Linked DNA regions of Homo sapiens: regions 1, 2 and 3 are each linked to region 4. A link is a contact called in ENCODE Hi-C or POLR2A ChIA-PET data. All regions are on one chromosome and are shown on one strand. The core of a region is the stretch at or near the end of the contact, and the rest is flanking DNA. Distances in the headings are between cores, read along the strand shown. Region 1 holds the start of DEPDC7 (DEP domain containing 7). Region 2 overlaps ABTB2 (ankyrin repeat and BTB domain containing 2). Region 3 holds the start of PRRG4 (proline rich and Gla domain 4). Region 4 holds the start of CD59 (CD59 molecule (CD59 blood group)).

Region 1 (2,715 bases), core at 6-2,505, 720 kb before region 4:
CCCATGTAGAAGCTCTTTCCAATAAGCTAAATAATGAACTCCCACTTAAACACCATTCTAATTTACACCTAAATCACACAAGCATCCTCCTTCTAAGAAGACGTCATAATCGTTTTGAAAATCATTGCAAAATTCCCAAACTTGAAAAAAAAGAAAAAAAAAAGGGCAAGTGTCTGGCAATTGGATTATTGGTCTCTAAGACCACTCATCCTTTCAGAGGTATCCAGCATTGGATCCCTGGCCTGGCTTCAACTTCCAAGTAACTAAGATGTGTCCCATTAATAGCCCTTCCTCCTTTTCTCTCCTCACCTTCACTCCAACCGGCAGCAAACTGTCCCTACCCACCCGACCCACAGTTCCTTTGGAGGCAGCACAGATTTCCTGGCAGCCAGTCCCAGGGTCTTTCGTTGCTGCCCTCCTGTGACCTCTAGACATTGCTCTCCTGGGCCACATAGGATTTGTTTGTTCTGCACAGGTAGGGATGTCTGAAAAACTCGATTATTATTGTTATTATCACTATTACTACTACTACTATGACATAATTTTAAGCACTTACGTTCCGGACGCAGTTACTAAATGCTGAACCTGAATTGGTTCCTATAAACCTCGTTAAAAAACAAACAAACATCTCAGTGAAGCAGGTACTAAACCTACCCCCGCATCACAGGTGAGGACACCGACGCACAGAGCAGTTAGGCAGCTTGCCAGGTTCCCGACTTTTTCTATTTCTTTTTTTTTTTTTTTTTTTTTTGAGACGGAGTCTCGCTGTGTCGCCCAGGCTGGAGTGCAGTGGTGGATCTCGGCTCACTGCAACCTCCGCCTCCTGAGTTCAAGCGATTCTTGTGCCTCGGCCTCCCGAGTAGCTGGGATTACAGGCGCCTGTCACCAAGCCCAGCTAATTTTTGTATTTTTAGTAGAGAAGGGGTTTCGCCATGTAGGCCAGGCTGCTCTCGAACTCCTGACCTCAGGTGCTCTACCTGCCCTGGCCTCCCAAAGTGCTGGGATTACAGGCGTGAGCCACCGCGCCCGGCCTGGTCCCGAGTTAATCTACGGCAGGCCGCGGTTCGAATCCCGCTGGTGTGAGCCGCGGGCCGCGTAGTGCCGGCCCAGGGAACCGCTTTGTCCCCGACCACCGCTCGCGTGGCATCGCGCCCGAGGAAACTTGGATCGCTGGCGCCGCGGGCTACGTTCAGTGGTTGCCAGAGAGACACGTGACCGGCAGCGGGGGCGGGGCCTGCAGGGAGCCACGCCCCGCACAGTTAACAGACGGGCGCTCAGGGAGCTAGGGAGCTGTGAAGCTGCTGGAGGAGTTGGCGTCCGGGGAGCAAGGGCCATGGCCACCGTGCAGGAGAAGGCTGCTGCGCTGAACCTCTCGGCTCTCCACAGCCCCGCGCACAGGCCTCCGGGTAGGTGCCGAGGACTGCCGCCTGGGATGGCGCGGGGCGGGCTGGGGTGCGCGGGCTGGGTCCCGGCGCGGGGCGGGCGGCGTGGGGCGTTCGGCCGCCTGCGCCTGTCAACGGCCGGCTGGGCGAGCACAGCACAGCTGCGACCACTTGGCCAACGCCCCCGCCGAGCGGGCGGATCGAGTTCCTCTCTGGCTGGTGGGCTGCAAGCGGCAGAGCCCGCCCGCACAGCCCAGCTTTTTTCTTTCTACCCAGACTCTCAACTTGACCGCGCGTTGGTCTGTGCGCCCGCTAACGTGCCAGGCACGCGCCGGGGAGCTCCGGGATATGCTCCGCGGTGCTACCGGTGACAAGTGTGGTATCTGGAATTTGTGTAGTTCTTTGCCCCCTGTCTCAACCACAAACCTTGACGACACAGTATGGCCAGGGGCCGAGCTCCTCCCTTGCCCACTTTGTTCTCCAGACTGCTAGGAGTCAAGAGTCAGCTTGTCTCCCCAGACTCTTCCTGGGAGGGATGAGAGGTTTATGTGAGTTCTACTGGCAGGAATTTGGCATAAAAGGTATTTATTAACACTTTATGTATAAGCAGTATTTTAGTGAATAGAAGTTTTTGGCTAAAAAAACAGTTACATGAAATTAGGAGGGAAGTTGGCAAATTCTGCCACGGGCCTAATCGTGTCTTTTGGGGGCAGTTGATTTAGGATTCTGGTTTCTTTAAATGTTCAAACACATGAAGAGAATCGGATATCACTTCTAAAATGCTGGTTATAGCAGATCTACAACCCAGTTAATAGGGGTGACTCAGATAACTGTTAAGATACTCAGATAACCCTTGGCTTTTTTCTTTTGGTTAAGTTACAACTTTTTCCCCTTTCTGGAGCTCCAGTCTGGGATGTCGTAGGAATTAGTTCCCTTTCTGACAAAAGCCTTTCATTTGTAAAAACACCAACCAGTGAAACTGTGATTCCTTCCTCTGGGTCAAATGGGTGCTTCTCAGTGGCCCCACTCTTGTGTTTGACTTACTCACTAATGCTCATTTTAATCTTCAAAATGCTAACGACAGATTATGGTAGAGAACCATTTTTCACTTGTCCTTTTCTAAGAAAAATCATAATATTGACCTTAGTCTGCTTCCATGTAAAGGATTCAGGTAAGCACATAGTGGCCACATTGAGAATGTCTCCTTGATTTATGTTGTGAAGAGAAGACAAATGCTAAGACATTTGGGAATTTAAAACCAAATGACATTGAAAACAGTCTTGAGAAATCTTTTGGGCCCACTTACTCAGTGAAGGAAATTCCCAAATGTCAC
Region 2 (3,022 bases), core at 125-2,624, 530 kb after region 4:
AGACACTTCTAGCAAGTCCTCTTTCCTCAATACTTTTGTCATCTGTTTTTGGCAGCTAGTATTCCTTTAGCAATTTAAGGGGCTTGGACTCTCATGATTTCCAATCTGGGTACCTCCCCTGCAGACGAGGAAACCTAAGGCTCAGATGTAAAGGAACCCGCTTGAGGTCATGCTGCTACATCAGATCCAGGACTTAGACCTCAATCTGCCTTCAAGGGACTCAGATCCAGCGGAACTAGACAAGACAAAGGAGGGGCTAGAAACACAGTCCTGTTGCAACAAAGCAAATAGGGATGCATAGCTAGGCTGTGGGTATCGTCCAATTACACCTCCAGCAACAATCAAATCTATCGCCAGCCCACCCCCACAATCTTTCCCCAGTGGATTTTTCTTCCTCCATTAGCCTTGATAAATTACAAGGCCCCACAGCAGGGACTGTTTCTTCCTCTCAGCTTTGTTTAGAGCATTGTCCTAGCAAAGCTCAAATAAAGGGCCATTATTAACAGTGACAATAATGCAATACTGTTTTCTCAAGGGCTTCCACCAGAGCTTGCCAGGTCAACACCATCCTACTTCCTGCCACCTCTTGTGGGCGATTGTCACCTGCAAACCCTCAGGTGCCCAGGAGGTCAGTACCCAGCACTGCGCTCTACTTTGAGCTGCCTAAACACTGCCCTGGAAATTGGACAAAGGAGAAGGACCCGGCAAAACATGTCATCATGCCAGGAAAGGTCTAATAGGGCAGCCACAGGAGACGAAATCAGGCCAGGGAGATAATGGGCCCCAGATTTGTTTTGAACTGAGCTCACTCACAGCCCAGGGCCCTGATGCTAAAGGACTCCGGAGGCCGGTTTAGCATCAGAAATGCTTTGGTGGTAGCTCTGGTTTTCATTAGGTCCTTTGGGCCTTGGATACACTGAGGTTAAGGGTCCATCTCTCAAGAAATGCTGCTTTTGGTGGGGGTTGGGGGGACACAGAGAGGAGCCATGGAGTGTTTGGTCTTACGTGTGAGAGTCCATATGTGTGCATGCGCTTGCATGAGGGCCACACTCCCCCTTCACATTCCCTAACTTTAGGTTCTGGTTAGAAATTCATTAACAAAGGCTCTGTGGGGGAAATAAAATCGGCTTTTTATTGCAACAAAAGCAACCAGCAGGATAAGGCAGGGTGGATGGAGAGAGGAGGTGTGGTTTAAACATAAGTTCTTTTGCAGGTTCTCAGCTTTTAATTAGCACACCTGAGTGCAGACCCCTCCCTCATGCTTATAAACACAGGTCTGCTCAGGCTTTCCTTTTATTGTCACTTGTCACAGGCCCAGGTAGCCAAAGCTTATCTGGATTGGAAGTGCTAGGCTCTTCCCTGAGGCTCTCCTGCAGGTGGCTGACTCATTCTTGCAGAGGCTGGGAAGCCAGCCAGGTGCAGCAGTGGGTTAAGAGTTTCCATTACCAGCCCAGGGACTCATTCCCTAGGCATGTTGTAGGCACCCTCTGGGGACAGAGCTCAATTCTAGGCACAGTAGGGAAACAAGGATGAATGGGCTGACCTACCCCCAGGAGCCCTATCTCCTAGCCCACAAAGTGACACACGACACACATCAGGCATGCGCAAGACACTGTCCTCAGGCCCGACCCCAGTCCCCCACTGGTATCTGCCATGGAGGTTGCAATTTGTGGCACGGGAGGGAGAACATAAACCCATCTGCTAACAAGGCTGGTGTGTGTGAGTACTGCAGGCCCAGACGGTTCTCCTTAACATGCTGACGTCTTTATGGAGTCTGACGTTTGGCTGGCTTTGCTCTGTGAGATCAGTGGTCTTCCAGGGTAAGTTTCCCAATGTTTTCTCTAAGGGAAGTAACACAGGCCTTCTTACTAGGCTTCTCCAGCAGGAGAAAAAGGGCGAGAGTTTTAGGGCCATCAGGAGAGTCTCCAAACACATCTGATCTTCTAGAAGCAGCTTGGAGGGAAGCCCTGAATAGGGAGTATAGTGAGCAGTCTCGAGGCCGAGAGTTCAAAGCAGGGTTTCCCTAGCTCTCTCGGCCTCAGTTTCTTCCTCTGTGAGATGGGCTCTTCAATTCACACCATCCCTAGGATTCAATGGCAGCACATCAGGCACATGGCGATGTGTCTCTGTGCTGTGGACAGGAAGAACGGTCAGAGGTCTGGATACAGCCAGTGTTTCTGCCATAACACAGAGGAAGCAAGAGCAGACCAATGCCTTTGGAAATGTTGCTTCATGGCCCAGATCCATGGGAATTTGCCCAGCTACTCGAGGGAGACCTTTCAAACTTGCTCAGAAAATCTGATTTTCTTTGACTTTTTGCTGCCAGCAATTTAGCTGAGTTGGGTGGTTACTTTGTCTACCTTTTTCTTTCAGTTTTCTCCCAAGCTGATCAAAGAAGCCCAAACGGAGACTCAAAGCCAATATAATAGTCAACTACAATGCTCTCCCTGTTCTGGGACCAGTGGTGGGTGGCATGGACTGGCCACACTTCAATCCCTCCTGGGACATTAAACTGTTCGAAGCGTGTCCCACAGCTAGTCCAGGGTGAATGCCACATTTCTGCTGGCCCGAGCCTGTAATGCCTGCTGGCCCTGGCCAGACCCCTCCTCATCCCGACCCCACTTCCTCATCCTCGGAACAGGGGCTTGGCTTCATTCTCCTCTAAAACTTTGAGCTCAAAGATTTCACAATATCTCTCCTATTCAATGTCCTTGGTCACCAAAATGAGGGATCTGAATCAGCATGGAGGACAGGGAAAGGGGAGATGTGCATTGCAGAACCATTTCTTTCACTATCAACTCAGGATTTTACCAAGTCCTCTCACTTCCTCGTGACTCAGTCGCTTCATTTGAAAAAAGCAAAGGAAAGGGCAATCTGGTCTATCCTTCCTAAGGAAGATGCAGGGATACAAGGAAAAATAGAACCGAAGCAACAAGTTCCAGAGGCAGGTTGAGTCCTTGAAGCCTGAGCATATAAGACAACTCACAAACACCCAGGCCCTTTCACCGGCCTAGCTGGGGGA
Region 3 (2,700 bases), core at 165-2,664, 910 kb before region 4:
AAAAAAAAAAAAAAAATGAAGGGGGAAAAAATGTTTCCCTTGGTCCCCAGCAAGTGCCAGACCACTTCGACCAAAGCATAAATAGTGTTTCAAAGAACTGTTAAGCACGTTCTTTGGATAAAGAAGGATGTGACCATCACCTGGCATAGGTACTCTGTCCACCTGCTGCCTTCATTACTTGATGCAGCAGTTTTTGAAGTCTTTAATCAAGACCTTTTTACGCTCTTTTACATTATCAAGGACCCCAAAGAGCTTTCACTTATGTGAATTTTATCTAATGATATTTATTATCTAACATTAAAACTGAGAAATTTTCAAAATATTATTTGAAATCAAGACAACAAAGCTTACTTTTTGTTATGTTTATGCATAGACTCAAGGAAAAGATCAAGATTTCAAGATAATTACTTCAGAAAAATGAGGTTATAGCTATCCTAGTAGATATGAACAAATAGAACTAATCAAAGTACAAAAGCAGTAGCCAAGAGAGTTGGTGGACACCTGTAGTCCCAGCTACTCTGGAGGATGAGACAGGAGGATCTCTTGAGCCCAGGAGTTCCTGGGCAACAAAGTGAGACCCCCTACTCTGAAAAAGAAAAAAGGAAAGAAAAAAAATTAAGTTCACAAGTACTGAGAACAAATTTTATTAATCTCTATAAATCTACATAAATCTCTATAAAATGTACATACTGATAATGTAAACATACTACTATGGAAAATACCAGAAAATACAAGCACGCTCACTCAGGTATTCTATTAGGAGACAGAATGATGACGTTATTACACTTCAAATAGCCCCTGGAAATTTCCACTGTACACTCTTGAGAGAATGAAAGTGAAAATGGCAAATCATTTATTGTTACTATAATGGAAATAGTTTTGCCCTCAGAGACCCCTGGAAAAGATCTTGGAGACATCCCAGACCTGGCGGACCACCATTGGAGAACCAATGTAATCAATTACTTGTAAGGTCATTTCCATTTCTTATCACGAATAAAGGGTATTTTGTCTGATGAATATCTTGTCCTCGTCCCCGGACCACCCTTTTGAGAACAGTTGACCTAAGGTAACCACAGGACTCCTGGCCCAGTGGGACCCAAAGCGAAAAGCCCTGGACGCGCCGAGGGCGCTCTGCTTAAGACTGAGAACCGAAATGCTTCCTGAATTAGGATCATTGAGAACGCCGAGTGCAGACACAAATCGAAAAGCAGCCACCCGCGCCGCCAAGGCGGGGCCAGAACTGGCGGCAGGCGGCTGGCCCGCCCGGGGATGGGGCAGAAGCTGGGGCGGCTGAGAGCGCAGCGCGGGCTCCCGGGAGACGCCGGCCCACTGCCCGCCCGCTCGCCGCAGGTAGGCCCGGCCCCCGGGAGGTGGGGCGCGGCCAGGTGTCCCCAGGTAGCCGCCTCCTCCCGTCCTCCGTCGGCCGCCTCCCCGGACCGAGGCAGGACCTCACCCCGCGCGTGTTCCCCGGGCGCCCCTCTGCGAACCCCAGGCCCTTCCCAGGTTTGCGCGCGGGGGCCATCCAGACCCTGCGGAGAGCGAGGCCCGGAGCGTCGCCGAGGTTTGAGGGCGCCGGAGACCGAGGGCCTGGCGGCCGAAGGAACCGCCCCAAGAAGAGCCTCTGGCCCGGGGGCTGCTGGAACATGTGCGGGGGGACACAGGTACGAGGCCTGGCGGCAGGACCTCGGCGGGGAGGGGGTTACCTGGAAGGGGCCACCTCGGCGGACTGGGTTGGATTCGAACACATAGCGAGGGTTGCCCGCGGCGACAGGTGCCCGATCAGCCCTCGGCAGGGTCACTGGGCACGGCGTTTGTCCCAGGCGCTCTCAGGGGCTGCTTCCTGGGCGCGCGTCGGGTTCCGGCGACCGAAACCGCGCGCCGGGCGCTCTTGCGCCTAGGCTTTGAGTACAACAGGTTGGTGATTCAGTTCGACAGAAACTCAAAGTGCTGAGCTAGGGGCCTTTTTTTTTTAATATTTTTTTTTGTTTGTTTTAGTTTGTTTGACAGTTGCCAGACTATGTTTACGCTTCTGGTTCTACTCAGCCAACTGCCCACAGTTACCCTGGGGTTTCCTCATTGCGCAAGAGGTCCAAAGGCTTCTAAGCATGCGGGAGAAGAAGGTAAGCACTAAAACGTCCCTGGAACCCAGAGCCGCATAGCACAGATCTCAGTGAGAAAGTGCAGTATTTGAAATTACATACCCCCAGCAATCATAGAAACACTAAAATATCCTTTAGTTTAATTTGTGGCATATTTGGCAAGGTTGTGTTTTTTTATGTTCTTTAACTGCAATTTATAGAATTTGATGTCTGTGAGTCTCCTTTAATAAGTATATACGTAAGACCTAGTTTGTGGTTAATTGAATGGAAAACCTATTTCAGCTTCTGAAAATCAGTGAGTGACATTTCTCTAGATGAAGCTGTGTGGCGATTATAATAAGCATAATTACTTGTTCTTCCTGGAGAGGCGAACGGGGAGTCCAGGATCTAGTCTGGACTTGCGAGACCCTGGGCGAGATAACTTAATCCCGTTTGGCTTGAATGTCTTCATCTGTAAAAGTGATGCGGGTGGGGCGTAAAATGATCTCTGAGGTCCTTTTTGACTTCAGATGGTCTAGTTGTCTAGATAAAAGCAGCTAGTTGAGAAAAGATTAGGTTTGGGGCTTGCTAACCTGGAAGTCCACAGTTTTTAGGTTTCAGA
Region 4 (3,088 bases), core at 88-2,587:
TCTCCTTCATAAACTGCCACGTAAATAGCCACATTTTGGCAAACGTTGCCATCTCCCTCAACATTCGGGGCTCTGTGCCTTCTTCAGGGAACTGGGAGTAAACCGCCAGGAGTGGAGAACTTGAACAACTGCTCAGGGATCGCAGGGTACCTGAAATAATTAGCAGCCGCCGCGTTTGTGCTGAGCGCTTTCCGTCAATCATCTCAACCACCCTGTGAAGTGAAGCCTATTGTTTTACCCATCAAGTGCTGTTAAATACTTCCAGAAATGACCAGTGAAGAGCCTGGGTATCACTAAACGGCCATAAAAGGCACACTGCTTAATGTTGGTTTTTTTTGTTTGTTCTTTGTGGGTTTTGTTCGTTTTTGAGGCGGAGTCTCGCTCTTATTGCCCAGGCAGTAGGGCAATGGCGCGATCTCGGCTCACCGCTACCTCAGCCTCCCGGGTTAATGTTGTTTTTTGAAAAGTCAGCAGTCAGACTCTAAGAAGGGTGCGGCCCGAGCCGACCCAAGAAAACAAAACATCACGTTGTACTTAAAACGTCCGTTTCGGCCGGGCGCGGTGGCTCACACCTGTAATCCCAACACTTTGGGAGGCGGAGGCGGGCGGATCACGAGGTCAGGAATTCAAGATCAGCCTGACCAACATGGGAAAACCCCGTTTCTACTAAAAATACAAAATTTAGCCAGGCATGGTGGCGCATGCCTGTAATCCCAGCTACTCAGGAGGCTGTGGCAGGAGAATCGCTTGAACCCGGTACACGGAGGTTGCGGTGAACCCAGATCGCGCCACTGCACTCCAGCCTGGGCAACAGCGAAACTCCATCTCAAAAAAAAAAAAAAGTCCGTTTCGCCCGACACCTGCTTTTCAAAATTACACATTTAGACCGCGAGGGGAGAGAGGAACTGCCGTGACCACGGAGGGCTGGCCTTTCCCCCGGCGCAGTTTCTCTGGACCGCTAGAGCTTCCCTTGAGACGAAAGCGATGGCAGGGGCCCGGGTGCGAGGCTGCCCCCGAGGGAATGGGGGGCGCGACGGGGGTAACGGGGCTGCTTCTGGGAGAGGGCGCGCTCCCCGTTTCTCCTTCCTCGTAGATAAAATGAAGCCAGCGTTCGGCTAGGACACCGGGCCGCGGTGACGGGTTGGAAGGGCCAGGCCTCGGGAGGCTCGCCCGGCAGGGGTCGAGTGGAAAGCGAGGACGGGGGTAGCCCCCACAGACCCTCCGCCCGGGCCCAGACTGCCGCCGCCACCTCGGCTCGGCTCACCCAAACCCCAGCAGGCCTTCGGGCCTTCTTACCTGGCGGCGCCCAAGATCCTCTTCCAGCCTCGAGCCGCTTCTGCGCTCAGCCCCCGCATTCTTTCGCTCCAGCCCGCAAGGCTCCGCCCCCCGGCCCCGCCCCTCAGGATGCCCTTGCCCTCCCAGGCTCCCGGCTCCCGCACCGCGCAGCCGCACCTCGGCAGGAACCTCCTCCTCTCCCTCCACCCCCGCGCGGAGCTCAGCCTCCTGGCCCAGGTTCTGAGAAGGCCGGGTGGCCAGGACCCAATGAGCACCTTCAAAACCCCAGGGAACTGAAAGTTTGGGGCGTCCTCCTCGGATTTGCTATGGGACATAAAAACAGTAGGAAACTTCCAAAGACTTCTGATTTTCCCTTTTACTTTTTTTTTAAGTATATTAAAATGTTTTTCAAAACGTTTCTGTGCGTCTTGCTGGTGCCCTGGGTGCCCCAGGGCCTGGCTATCGGGCTATGCGGCCCTGCTGCAGTCTGAAGCTGCTTCCTACTGCGAGGCTTGGGCAGCATCCAAATAGCCATCAGCCACAGCCGCATCCGTATCCGTGCCTTGTGACTTGTTTGAGACCCAAACAAAATGTTATGCGTTTAAAAGCTTACTGGGCTGCTCGGGGACCAGTGTTTTGAATGAACCTCTTCGAGTGTCTCTATCAACTTAGCTGGTAGCTACTGTTCCCCAGCAGCCACCAGAGGCAGGGACAGAAGAGCAAGACCAGGGGATCCGCCTGCATGAGTCTGTCCCTTCAGGGTGGCCTCGCCTCAGGGACTGGATTGTAGGCATGGTTTCAATAACACAGCGGTGTGAAAGTTTAAGAGTTTTTAGTACTTACGGACCCTGGGTGGTACACAGCTTGCCTAGAGGACACACACACACACACACACACACACACACACACACACACGGAGATCAGGGAGAACAGGGAGAGGGAAGGGAGGAACGGACCTTTGGGCCAGCAACTTTATCCAGTTAGGTTTCCTCTGGAGAGCTCTAACTGGTGGATTTAAAAGCAAGCAGGTGAAAAGGCAGAGGTGGGAGGAACTTGAACCAGAGTTTGAAGCTGCAGTAGTGCCCTGTTATCACATCACTGCATGTTTATCTCTGGCCACCAGCTAGAGCCATTTGCGTGGGGTATAGTACTGGAAACTGTCAATGGTGACTGAGACTTGCTTCTGTTATTAAAAGTTAAACATATTCAAAAATGGATGCTGAGGTAACAAAAAATTATAAGCACTCACCAGAACCGCAACCACCATTTGGAACATTAGTTTTATGTGCAGATGTAATTAGAAGTTTCCATTTGCTATTATATTTGGAAAGTGTCCCACTCACTGCAGAACTGACTGTAAGAACGCCATAGGAGGGAGGGTGGGGCTACAGGCCAAAAGTACAAGTCTTCCTCCAAGAGGATGGCCTCTGTTAGAAAGCATGAGACACACTTTGAGGGTCAGGGTGAGAAGATATTACATCTCAGGGCTGCTTGTGTTGAACTGGTCAGGGAAGAAGGCATGAGATAAAATTTAAGCAGGGGGAATCATAGATTACTGAATGTCTTGCAGGGAAAATCATATAGTAACTGTCTTGACGCTTCTACTGTTATTCTGATGGCTTTGGGATGTCAGGGAATGAGTTCCATTTGGTGGTGCTCAAATCCTGGTATTCCTCTATACAAGTGGGAGTTTTTTAAATCAGGATGACTTGCTTTGATATTTAAAGCATGTCTCCTTAAAACAGCTAATACTGTATATTTCCCAAGATGGATTCCAAAGCTCTTTTGTGTACATACCTTACACACATCCTGT

The links. Hi-C counts contacts between places; a loop is a spot of excess contacts on that map. ChIA-PET counts read pairs that join two places held with the same protein, here RNA polymerase II (POLR2A). Pooled maps may share reads with other maps.
Region 1: a loop to region 4 is called in a pooled map, with 2.2 times the contacts of the local background. The contact joins the promoter of DEPDC7 here to the promoter of CD59 in region 4. A Hi-C loop is called at or near these places in 1 of 168 maps with a recorded cell type or tissue (CD4-positive, alpha-beta T cell) and 4 of 50 pooled maps. POLR2A ChIA-PET finds 5 or more read pairs at or near these places in 2 of 52 experiments (Caco-2 and activated naive CD4-positive, alpha-beta T cell).
Region 2: a pooled map of posterior vena cava shows a loop between it and region 4 (6-fold over the local background). The contact joins the enhancer-like site here to the promoter of CD59 in region 4. A Hi-C loop is called at or near these places in 1 of 50 pooled maps. POLR2A ChIA-PET finds 5 or more read pairs at or near these places in 2 of 52 experiments (CD8-positive, alpha-beta memory T cell and activated T-cell).
Region 3: a pooled map shows a loop between it and region 4 (3-fold over the local background). The contact joins the promoter of PRRG4 here to the promoter of CD59 in region 4. A Hi-C loop is called at or near these places in 2 of 37 single-sample maps with no recorded cell type and 4 of 50 pooled maps. POLR2A ChIA-PET finds 5 or more read pairs at or near these places in 2 of 52 experiments (A673 and PC-3).

What each region holds. Positions count from the first base shown.
Region 1 is chr11:33,014,623-33,017,337 of GRCh38, forward strand. It overlaps DEPDC7 (DEP domain containing 7), which reads left to right and starts at 1,256. Exons shown (of 9, transcript NM_001077242.2): 1 at 1,256-1,406. The coding sequence starts at 1,334. LOC105376615 (a long non-coding RNA gene) reads right to left here and starts at 1,168. Exons shown (of 4, transcript XR_931167.2): 1 at 655-1,168. RefSeq lists silencers at 1,101-1,150, 1,471-1,530.
Region 2 is chr11:34,262,222-34,265,243 of GRCh38, forward strand. All of the region lies in intron 1 of ABTB2 (ankyrin repeat and BTB domain containing 2), which reads right to left. Among named protein-coding and RNA genes, the nearest start is that of ABTB2, 94 kb to the right of the region's middle. Within about 2 kb of position 1,375, at least 12 of the 41 ENCODE cell types and tissues checked have a DNase peak (open chromatin) inside an H3K27ac peak, as active enhancers do.
Region 3 is chr11:32,828,513-32,831,212 of GRCh38, forward strand. PRRG4 (proline rich and Gla domain 4) reads left to right here and starts at 1,415. Exons shown (of 6, transcript NM_024081.6): 1 at 1,415-1,661; 2 at 1,996-2,120. The coding sequence starts at 2,018. It also overlaps a transcript of CCDC73 not described here. RefSeq lists a silencer at 1,192-1,571 and enhancers at 1,992-2,041, 2,052-2,111.
Region 4 is chr11:33,735,086-33,738,173 of GRCh38, forward strand. CD59 (CD59 molecule (CD59 blood group)) reads right to left here and starts at 1,338. Exons shown (of 4, transcript NM_000611.6): 1 at 1,297-1,338. RefSeq lists a silencer at 987-1,456.